Regions from separate parts of the Homo sapiens genome. Here regions 2 and 3 are each linked to region 1. A link is a contact called in ENCODE Hi-C or POLR2A ChIA-PET data. All regions are on one chromosome and are shown on one strand. Each heading gives the region's core, a stretch centred on a gene start or an enhancer-like site at or near the end of the contact. The rest is flanking DNA. Distances are from core to core; before and after follow the strand shown. Region 1 overlaps ZNRF1 (zinc and ring finger 1). Region 2 holds the start of CTRB1 (chymotrypsinogen B1). Region 3 has its middle 6.7 kb from the start of CTRB2.

Region 1 (2,662 bases), core at 163-2,662:
GAAATGGAGGCTTCATGTGCCCGCCTTGGCGGCTTAAGCCTGCTGCTTTGGCAGTGCCATGGGTGAGCCGAGCAGCTGTGAGGTGGGTGGGGCAGGGCTGTAGCCCACGCCGGGTGCTATTCCAGGCTCTAGGGGCTGGTGCTCATCCCCACCCCCAGCGACTTCCGTCCTACCTGGCATGCTGCAGCCCTCTGCCGGCTGTGGTGTCCTCTGAATTTGGACCCAGGTTGCCTGCTCTTGTTGTGGGGGTGGGATTGGGGCTGTCTGTGTTTCCCAGGTGGAGCTCATGTTTGTGATCCTCTATCTGGACAGCTCTCCAGAATCCTGTGTTGCCCCTGTTCTGCCTTTCTGGGATGGGAGAGAAGGTGAGGGAGCCGGCGAGCAGGTTCTACCCTCTCTGCTAAGGGCCTAGCACACTTTGATGAGGTTCCTGGACGTGAGACCCTCACAAAGACCAACCATTCCTCTAATAGCCATTTAACGGTACTGCAGTTCATGGGAAAATGTCCTCATTCTTAGGAGATAGATGCTGGATTATATAGGTGAATGCCTTCAAGAAATGTGTAATTTAATTCCAAATAGTTCCCCCCAAAATACACAAAGCAAATAAGGCCAAAATGTTCATTGTTGAATCTGCAGTGGCTGGTATTTCAGTGAACAGTGTACTTGTTCTTTCAACTTTTCTGTATGTTTGGAATTTTTCTTAATAAAAGATTGTGGGAAATGGTCATTTGCTGAGCGCCTCCTAGTTGCCAGGCACTGGAGGGCGCATCAAAGAAGAGTCCTACCCAGGAGGGAGAGCGCAGCTGCTGCAGGATTCTCGCCTGGAAGAGTGGGTGGCTGGCTGGCTGGCTGGAAGGGGAGGGGCGAGAGGGCTGTCTCGGTGATGAGCACACGCGTGCTGGGGTGGTTTGGGGAGAGGGCTGAGATTTGTCACCAGTGAGCCCTTGGCACGGTCTCTGCTCCCCACCAGGGCAGCACGGGACAGAAACGTCACGGAGGAGTAGCCTCCAGGCTCAGGTTGGTGTAACTGCTGTCGGCTGGAGCCCAGTATTAGCACGGAGGAGGGGTTCCAAGAACTGAAGTTGGACTGGGGCGTCTCAGCGCAGCTGCCTCTGCCTAAGGCCTAGCAGCCTGCCTGAGCACTGACAGCTGATGGGAGGAGGAGAGGGGCGGAGGCCAGGGAGGGCGTGGGGTGTGACATGCCTCTTTCCAAAAGGGACCGAAGGCTAGAGGGGCAAGGAAGATGAGACAGCACTGCAGGTTCCTGGGACCTGCAGGGGATGGAGGACTAGCTTGGCTTCCAGGCTGCCAGGACTTACCTGACCCTAGGAGGAGGTTTGCCCAGGGCTGAGTGCCGCAGGCCCTGGGCAGAGGAGTCGTGAGCTGCAGATGCCGCGTGGTATCTGAGCTTCATGATTTCGGGCGCCCTCCTGTGGGCTTAGGGGGGAACAACTGCCAAGGTCTCAAGACGGGCTCCGGCCCAAGACAGGGGCAGGCCCTCGGGTGGACAGACCTTGAGGGCAAAACAGCTGGTGGTACGATACATCACCCCATGAAGAGGTGGGTGCAAAAATAGTCTCATCTCTGTTTCTAGAGACGTGGCAGCTGCTGAGGAACACATTCAGTGTGTTCAGAGGCCCGGTTCAGGCCCAGTTGGGGAGCCCATCCTGAGTGACATGTGCCGTGGGCAGGTCCTCAGCTCTGAGGCGGAGTAGCTGGGACAGGGACCTGGGTTCCTTTCCGAACCCTGAGCACCAACCTCCTCCCCAGGCTATAAGAAGTCAGAGGACAGCCCCAAAACAAAGGGGTCACTGACCAAAGGACAGAGACCCTGGAGGGGGAGGGGAGGAAGTGCTGCCTGCTGACTTCCAGGTAGCTGTAGGTGGGTTTCAGGTTTATTACAGATTTATTGGGGGAGGCCCCAAGGAGAAGACCTATCATCATGTCACGGGAGCTCACGTTCCATACCAGGAAAGGAGTGTTCCTGTCACCAGGTGAAGGGGGAAGGGTCCTGGGACCCCGGCAGTGGGAGGCCTCGGGGAGGGGTGTCATCAGAGTCTTGAATGGACCCAGACGCTCTCTTCCCGCCAGGACAGGATGCGTAGGAGCAGAGAGGAAGCAGCTTTGCTGGGAACCACCCTGGGTCGTTTACTGAACCAAAGGCTCCTGGGGCCAGCCAGAGGGCCAGGGAGGTAACACGGTGCTCAGGCTTCTCTCTGGGCCCTCTGGCCTTGGGCCCAGATACAGTGGGCTCGCTGGCAGGAAGACTGCCTCAGCATCTATTTCCTTGCAGGGGCCGTGGCATGAAGAAAAGTTCCAGAACCGGCTCCGTAGTCAGGGAACTTGTGGGCTAAGTGCTCAGACCCCCTTCACAGCACTTTGCCTGGATTCATGAGGCCTTGGGGGTCTAGCACGGCCTTGAGCTGCCGCATGGTCTCCACGCCCACGGCGCCCACCTCCTCCTGCAGCAGCTGCCGCTTGCCCATTCCGATGCCATGCTCCCCCGTGCACGTTCCGTGGAGAGCCAGTGCCCGCCTGGGGGCAGGAAGGAGACATCCTCAGGGGGCTCCCTTTCCTCTGCCCTCAGCTCTTCCCCTCCCTGGCTTTGCTCCTACCTGCCCAGCTGTTCTGCAAAAGCCTTGACCCTGCCCAGTTCCTC
Region 2 (2,662 bases), core at 54-2,553, 110 kb after region 1:
GCTTCCTCAAAATTTATTTTCAGACAGGCGCAGTGACTCACGCCTGTAATTTCAGCACTTTAGGAGGCCAAGGCCACAGGATCACCTGAGGCCGGGAGCTCAAGAGGAGCCTGGCCAACGTGGTAAAACCCTGTCTCTACTAAAAATACAACAATTGGCCAAGTGCGGTGGCTAACGCCTGTAATCCCAGCACTTTGGGAGGCCGAGGAAGGTGGATCACCCGAGATCAGGAGTTTGGGACCAGCCTGGCCAACATGGTGAAACCCCGTCTCTACTAAAAATATAAAAATTAGCCAGGTTTGGTGCTATGCCTGTAATCCCAGCTACTCAAGAGGCTGAGGTGGGAGAATTGCTTGAACCTGGGAGGTGGAGGCTGCAGTGAGCCAAGATTGTGCCACTGCACTCCAGCCTAGGCAGCAGAGCAAGACCCCATCTCAAAAAAAAAAAAAAATAGCTGGGTGTGGTGGGCACCTGTAATCCCAGCTACTTGGGAGGCTGAGGCAGGAGAATCAGTTGAACCCGGGAAGAGGAGGCTGCAGTGAGCTGAAATTGCGCCACTGCACTCCGGCCTGGGTGACAGAGTGAGACTCCATCTTAAAAAGTTTGTTTTCTGTGTCATTTTATGGTGCGGAATCCAAGTTCCATTTTGTAAGAAACTGAAACTTTATGAAATGATTAGTTCCTTATATCATGAGTCATTGCAGAAAAAGTGAATTCTGTTGGGTTCTACAGCACAGGTGGGACGCGTGTCAGTGGCTTTGCCCACCTGTTACGGCCACCAGCGGGTTGGTCCTTGTCACCCAGACCCTCGCCACAGTCAGAAGTGGCTTGGCTTCACTGGTGACTTGCAGTGACACTCTGGAGAATCCACGATGCCCTGAGTCACCCTTTGCTTCTAGGACAGTGTTAGGCGGAAACACCCTTCACTGAGAGCCTGAGTTCCCGGAGACCTGGTTCCATGACAGCAGCTGGTCCTCCACGAGCCCTGGGGTGGAACTGCCTCCACTTCCCCTCTGGGAACAGAAGAGCCTGGTGCCGTCTCCTGGCAGGGATACTGCAGCTCACAGCTGGCTCTGTGGGATCATGTCCCCAAGGCTGACCGGTGATGTCAGCGCAGCTGCCCCTTTCCCAGGGACTGGGGTTGTCTGGTAGAGAGCCAGGCGGGGCTCTGTCTCCACTTATTGCCCAAGGTCCCTGGGTAACAGGGAGGGTGGGCTCAGGCCTCCCTGGCTGGGGGAGCGGGGGGGGCTGGGCTCCCTGCCCCCCCAAGGTGGTAAAAGGGGCCCCGCAGCTGGCAGGCCCCACACCTTCTGAGGCAGCGGCATGGCTTCCCTCTGGCTCCTCTCCTGCTTCTCCCTTGTGGGGGCCGCCTTTGGTGAGTGCTGGTGCCCGAGGGGTCTGTCCTGAGGGAGCCCTGAGCCTGGCTGAGAGGGGGATCTGAGTCCCCTGCTCTGCCCCCTGGGGCCTCATCCCCAGCACAGGTAACCTGAGGGCTCAGGAGAGGGTGCATTCTGGGGCTTTCTGAGCCCACACAACCTGCTCCAGGAGTGGGAAGGACGATGCTGGTCTCTGCCATGGTCTGAGGCTCCAGAAGTGGCTGGGGTGGGGGTGCCTTGTGCAGGGTAAGGTGTGGCCCCAGGAGACCTCCCAAGGCCTCCACCGGGGTTTTTATTGTGCTGGGTACTTGTCAAGCATTTTCTTCCTTTCTTTCTTTTTTTTTTTTCGAGACAGAATTTCACTCCTATTGCCGAGGCTGGAGTGCAATGGTGCAATCTCCACTTACTGCAACCTCCATCTCCTGGGTTCAAATGATCTTCCTGCCTCAGCTTCCCGAGCAGCTGGGACTACAGGCATGGACCACCAACCCTGGCTAATTTTTAGTAGAGACGGGCTTTCACCACGTTGGCCAGGCTGGTCTTGAACTCCTGACCTCAGGTGATGCCCCCGCCTCGGCCTCCCAAAGTGCTGGGATTACAGGCATGAGCTACTGTGCCCAGCCGTGTTTTCTATTTTTTAAAAGAGAAATAGTAAAAGAAAATACAGAAAAGAATATGACATCCTTGTATCTACTGTCAGAATTCAGCAAATCTTTTTGCACATTTGCTTCAGATATTTCTAAAACAGATTGTACTCAGGCTTCCCTTTTCTCCCTCCTTCCCTCTCTGGAATGTGAGCTTGATTCTGAACTTTCTATGAATAATTGCAGTGTGAGCTTATACAATTGTACTACATATTTTTATACATCTATACATAAGGTTTCAAAAAGGTTACATCAATGGAACGGTATTCTATCCTGTTTTTGGTTTTGGTTTTGGTTTTGGTTTTGAGACAGGGTCTCACTCTGTCACCCAGGCTGGAGTGCAGTAGTGTGAGTTTGCAGCCTCAAACTCAAGGGCTCGAGTGATCCTCCCACTATAGCCTCCCGAGTAGCTGGCGCTACAGGCACGCTAAGTTTAAAAACTTGTTTTGTTTTGTAGAGATGGAGGTTTTTTTTGTTATTTTTTTTTCTTTTCTTTGAGACAGAGTTTCACTCTTGTCACCCAGGCTGGAGTGCAGTGGCGTGATCTTGGCTCACTGCAACCTCCGCCTCCTGGGTTCAAGCATTTCTCCTGCCTCAGCCTACTGAGTAGCTGGGATTACAGGCATGCATCACCACACCTGG
Region 3 (2,662 bases), core at 70-2,569, 89 kb after region 1:
CCGCGCCAGTCCCTCTTTTTTTTTTTTTTTTTTTTAAGAGACAGGGTCTCACCACCACACCCAGCTAATTTTTGCATTTTTTTTTTGTAGAGAAGAGGGTCTCACTATGTTGCCCAGACTGGTCTCGAACTCCTGGGCTCAAGCGATCCGCCCGCCTCAGCCTCCCAAAGGTGCTGGGATTACAGGCGTGAGCCACCGTGCCCGGCCTCTTTTTACTTTTTCAGTAGGGCTACCAGAAAATTTAAAATCATCCATTTGGCTCGCCTTGTATTTCTTTTGTATTTCTTTGAAACAACGCTGGGTTAGGAACAGTAAGGCATAGCTATATGCAGTTTTCATATTGGCCACCAGGTGGCAGCCTTATACCGGGTGGTTTTCAGACTCTTGGGAGGCCGGTGGGTGGAGCGGGGGACAGACGCAGATTTCACCAGCAAGTGAAAAAGTCCCTTAGCCAGGTTTGTGCTTGCTATTCCATTTTTATATTACTTACGCCTCACATTTATTTGTATGTAGATGGTTGTTGACATAATAAAATACATGTAATTTCCTCTGTGTTTAAGAGCAGTTCTCCCTCACTGAGCTGGGAGTTTCCTTAAGAAACCTGGCTCTTAATTATATAGAGAGAGACTGGGCGCGGTGGCTCTAATTATATATAGAGACACCCAGCGCGGTGGCTCACACCTGTAATCCCAGCACTTTGGGAGGCCGAGGTGGGTGGATCGCCTGAGGTCAGGAGTTCGAGACCAGCTTGACCAACATGGTGAAATACATGTCTCCACTAAAAATACAAAAATTAGCTGGGCATGGTGGCATGCACCTGTAATCCCAGCAACTCAGGAGGCTGAGGCAGGAGAATTGCTTGAACCTGGGAGGAAGAGGTTGCAGTGAGCTGAGATTGCACCACTGCACTCCAGCCTGGGCAACAGAGTAAGACTCCATCTCAAAAAAAGAAAAAAAAATACACACACACACACACAGAGAAAGACAGGGTGACAGGGTCTTGCTCTGTCACCCATGCTGCAGTGCAGTGGTGTGATCATAGCTCACTGCAGCCTCGAACTCCTGGGCTCAAGTGATCCTCATGCCCCAGCCTCCTGAGCAGCACATTACAGGTGCCACCCGCTGCACCCAGCTACTTTTTCTTTTTTTTAAAGGAGTCTCACTATGTTGCCCAGGCTAGTCTCAAACTCCTGGCCTCAAACAATCCACCCGCCTCTGCTTTTTTTTTTTTTTTTGAGACAGTCTCACTCTGTTGCCCAGGCAAGAGTGCAGTGGCACCATCTTGGCTCATTGCAACCTCTTGCCTCCTGGGTTCAAGCAATTCTTGTGCCTCTGCCTCCTGCGTAGCTGGGATTACAGGCATGTGCCACCACGCCTGGCTAATTTTTGTATTTTTGGTAGAGATGGGGGTTTCACCATGTTGGCCAGGCTGGACTCGAACTCCTGACCTCAGATGATCCGCCTGCCTCTGCCTCCCAAAGTGCTGGGATTACAGGTGTGAGCCCCTGCGCCCGGCCGGCTTGATACTATTTTTAATAGTCGACTTTGGATCCCACTCCTGTGCCCAAGCTCTCTCTCATTTTGCTTTTCCCCTCTTCACACATCCATTCTCCAAGTTAATTTCTCTTCATGTCCTTATAATTAAATTCCATCTATAACCTTAATTCCAACCTATTAGACGCATCATCAGAACGGCTGACAGTGCACGGGCAGAGAAAGGTATTAGGAAAGCCAGTGAAGTAGAAAATGCAGGAGGGAGCCCATTCCATTCCTGCCAAGATGCCGGGTTAGTGTGGAATGTTGGCTGCCCCCCAGGACCAGCCATGATAGATTTTTTTTAGATGGAGTCTCACTCTGTCACCAGGCTGGAGTGCAGTGGCAAGATCTCGCCTCACTGCAACCTCTGCCTCCTGGGTTCAAGCGATTCTCCTGCCTCAGCCTCCTGAGTAGCTGGGACTACAGACACCCACTACCACACCTGGCTAATTTTTGTATTTTAATAGCAATGGGGTTTCACCATGTTGGCCAGGATGGTCTCAATTTCCTGACCTCATGATCTGCCCTCCTCGGCCCCCAAAAGTGCTAGGATTACAGGCGTAAGCCACCATTCCCAGCCCATGATGGATCTTTAGAGGGAAACATCAAGAGACAGGAAGACCTGGGAGAAGAAGCAAAGATCGGAACCTGTGGTTACGTGGGGAGGCTAGAGCTGTGGCCCAAGGCAGAAGGCTGTGAACTCGGCTGTGCAAGGAAAAAACAGGAAGTGAGCACCAGGGTTCTGCTCTGCTTCCGACCCAGCTCCAGGGCTTTGGGGCAATGGGTGCCTGCCCCTGGCCTGCAGGTGCCCTCAGGATAAAGTGGGTCATGCCGAGGCACTGTACAGGGGAGGAAATGAAAAAGACTTAGAACTATAAAGTGTGTATCAAATTGCAATAAAAAAGGCCAGGTGTGGTGGCTCACACCTGTAATCTCAGCACTTTAGGAAGCCGAGGTAGGTGGATCAGTTGAGGTCAGGAGTTTGAGACCAGCCTGGCCAACATGGTGAAACCCTGTTCTTACTAAAAATACAAAAATTAGCCAGGCATGGTGGTGGACACCTGTAATCCCAGCTATTTGGGAGGCTGAGGAGGGAGAATCACTTGAACTCAGGAGAGGTTGCAGT

Evidence for each region. Hi-C counts contacts between places; a loop is a spot of excess contacts on that map. ChIA-PET counts read pairs that join two places held with the same protein, here RNA polymerase II (POLR2A). Pooled maps may share reads with other maps.
Region 2: a pooled map shows a loop between it and region 1 (2.6-fold over the local background). The contact joins the promoter of CTRB1 here to the enhancer-like site in region 1. A Hi-C loop is called at or near these places in 1 of 50 pooled maps. POLR2A ChIA-PET finds 5 or more read pairs at or near these places in 2 of 52 experiments (H1 and OCI-LY7).
Region 3: a loop to region 1 is called in a map with no recorded cell type, with 6 times the contacts of the local background. The contact joins two enhancer-like sites. A Hi-C loop is called at or near these places in 1 of 37 single-sample maps with no recorded cell type and 2 of 50 pooled maps. POLR2A ChIA-PET finds 5 or more read pairs at or near these places in 2 of 52 experiments (OCI-LY7 and WTC11).

Annotation. Positions count from the first base shown.
Region 1 is chr16:75,109,984-75,112,645 of GRCh38, forward strand. ZNRF1 (zinc and ring finger 1) reads left to right here. Exons shown (of 5, transcript NM_032268.5): 5 at 1-1,011. LDHD (lactate dehydrogenase D) reads right to left here. Exons shown (of 11, transcript NM_194436.3): 10 at 2,619-2,662; 11 at 1,881-2,538. The coding sequence ends at 2,373. Among named protein-coding and RNA genes, the nearest start is that of LDHD, 5.5 kb to the right of the region's middle. RefSeq lists an enhancer at 1,304-1,353. Within about 2 kb of position 1,413, at least 32 of the 41 ENCODE cell types and tissues checked have a DNase peak (open chromatin) inside an H3K27ac peak, as active enhancers do; they include OCI-LY7, where a contact is called at or near this core.
Region 2 is chr16:75,217,685-75,220,346 of GRCh38, forward strand. CTRB1 (chymotrypsinogen B1) reads left to right here and starts at 1,304. Exons shown (of 7, transcript NM_001906.6): 1 at 1,304-1,375. The coding sequence starts at 1,324. RefSeq lists an enhancer at 842-921.
Region 3 is chr16:75,199,157-75,201,818 of GRCh38, forward strand. No RefSeq gene overlaps it. Among named protein-coding and RNA genes, the nearest start is that of CTRB2, 6.7 kb to the right of the region's middle. RefSeq lists enhancers at 195-489, 2,341-2,420. Within about 2 kb of position 1,320, at least 4 of the 41 ENCODE cell types and tissues checked have a DNase peak (open chromatin) inside an H3K27ac peak, as active enhancers do.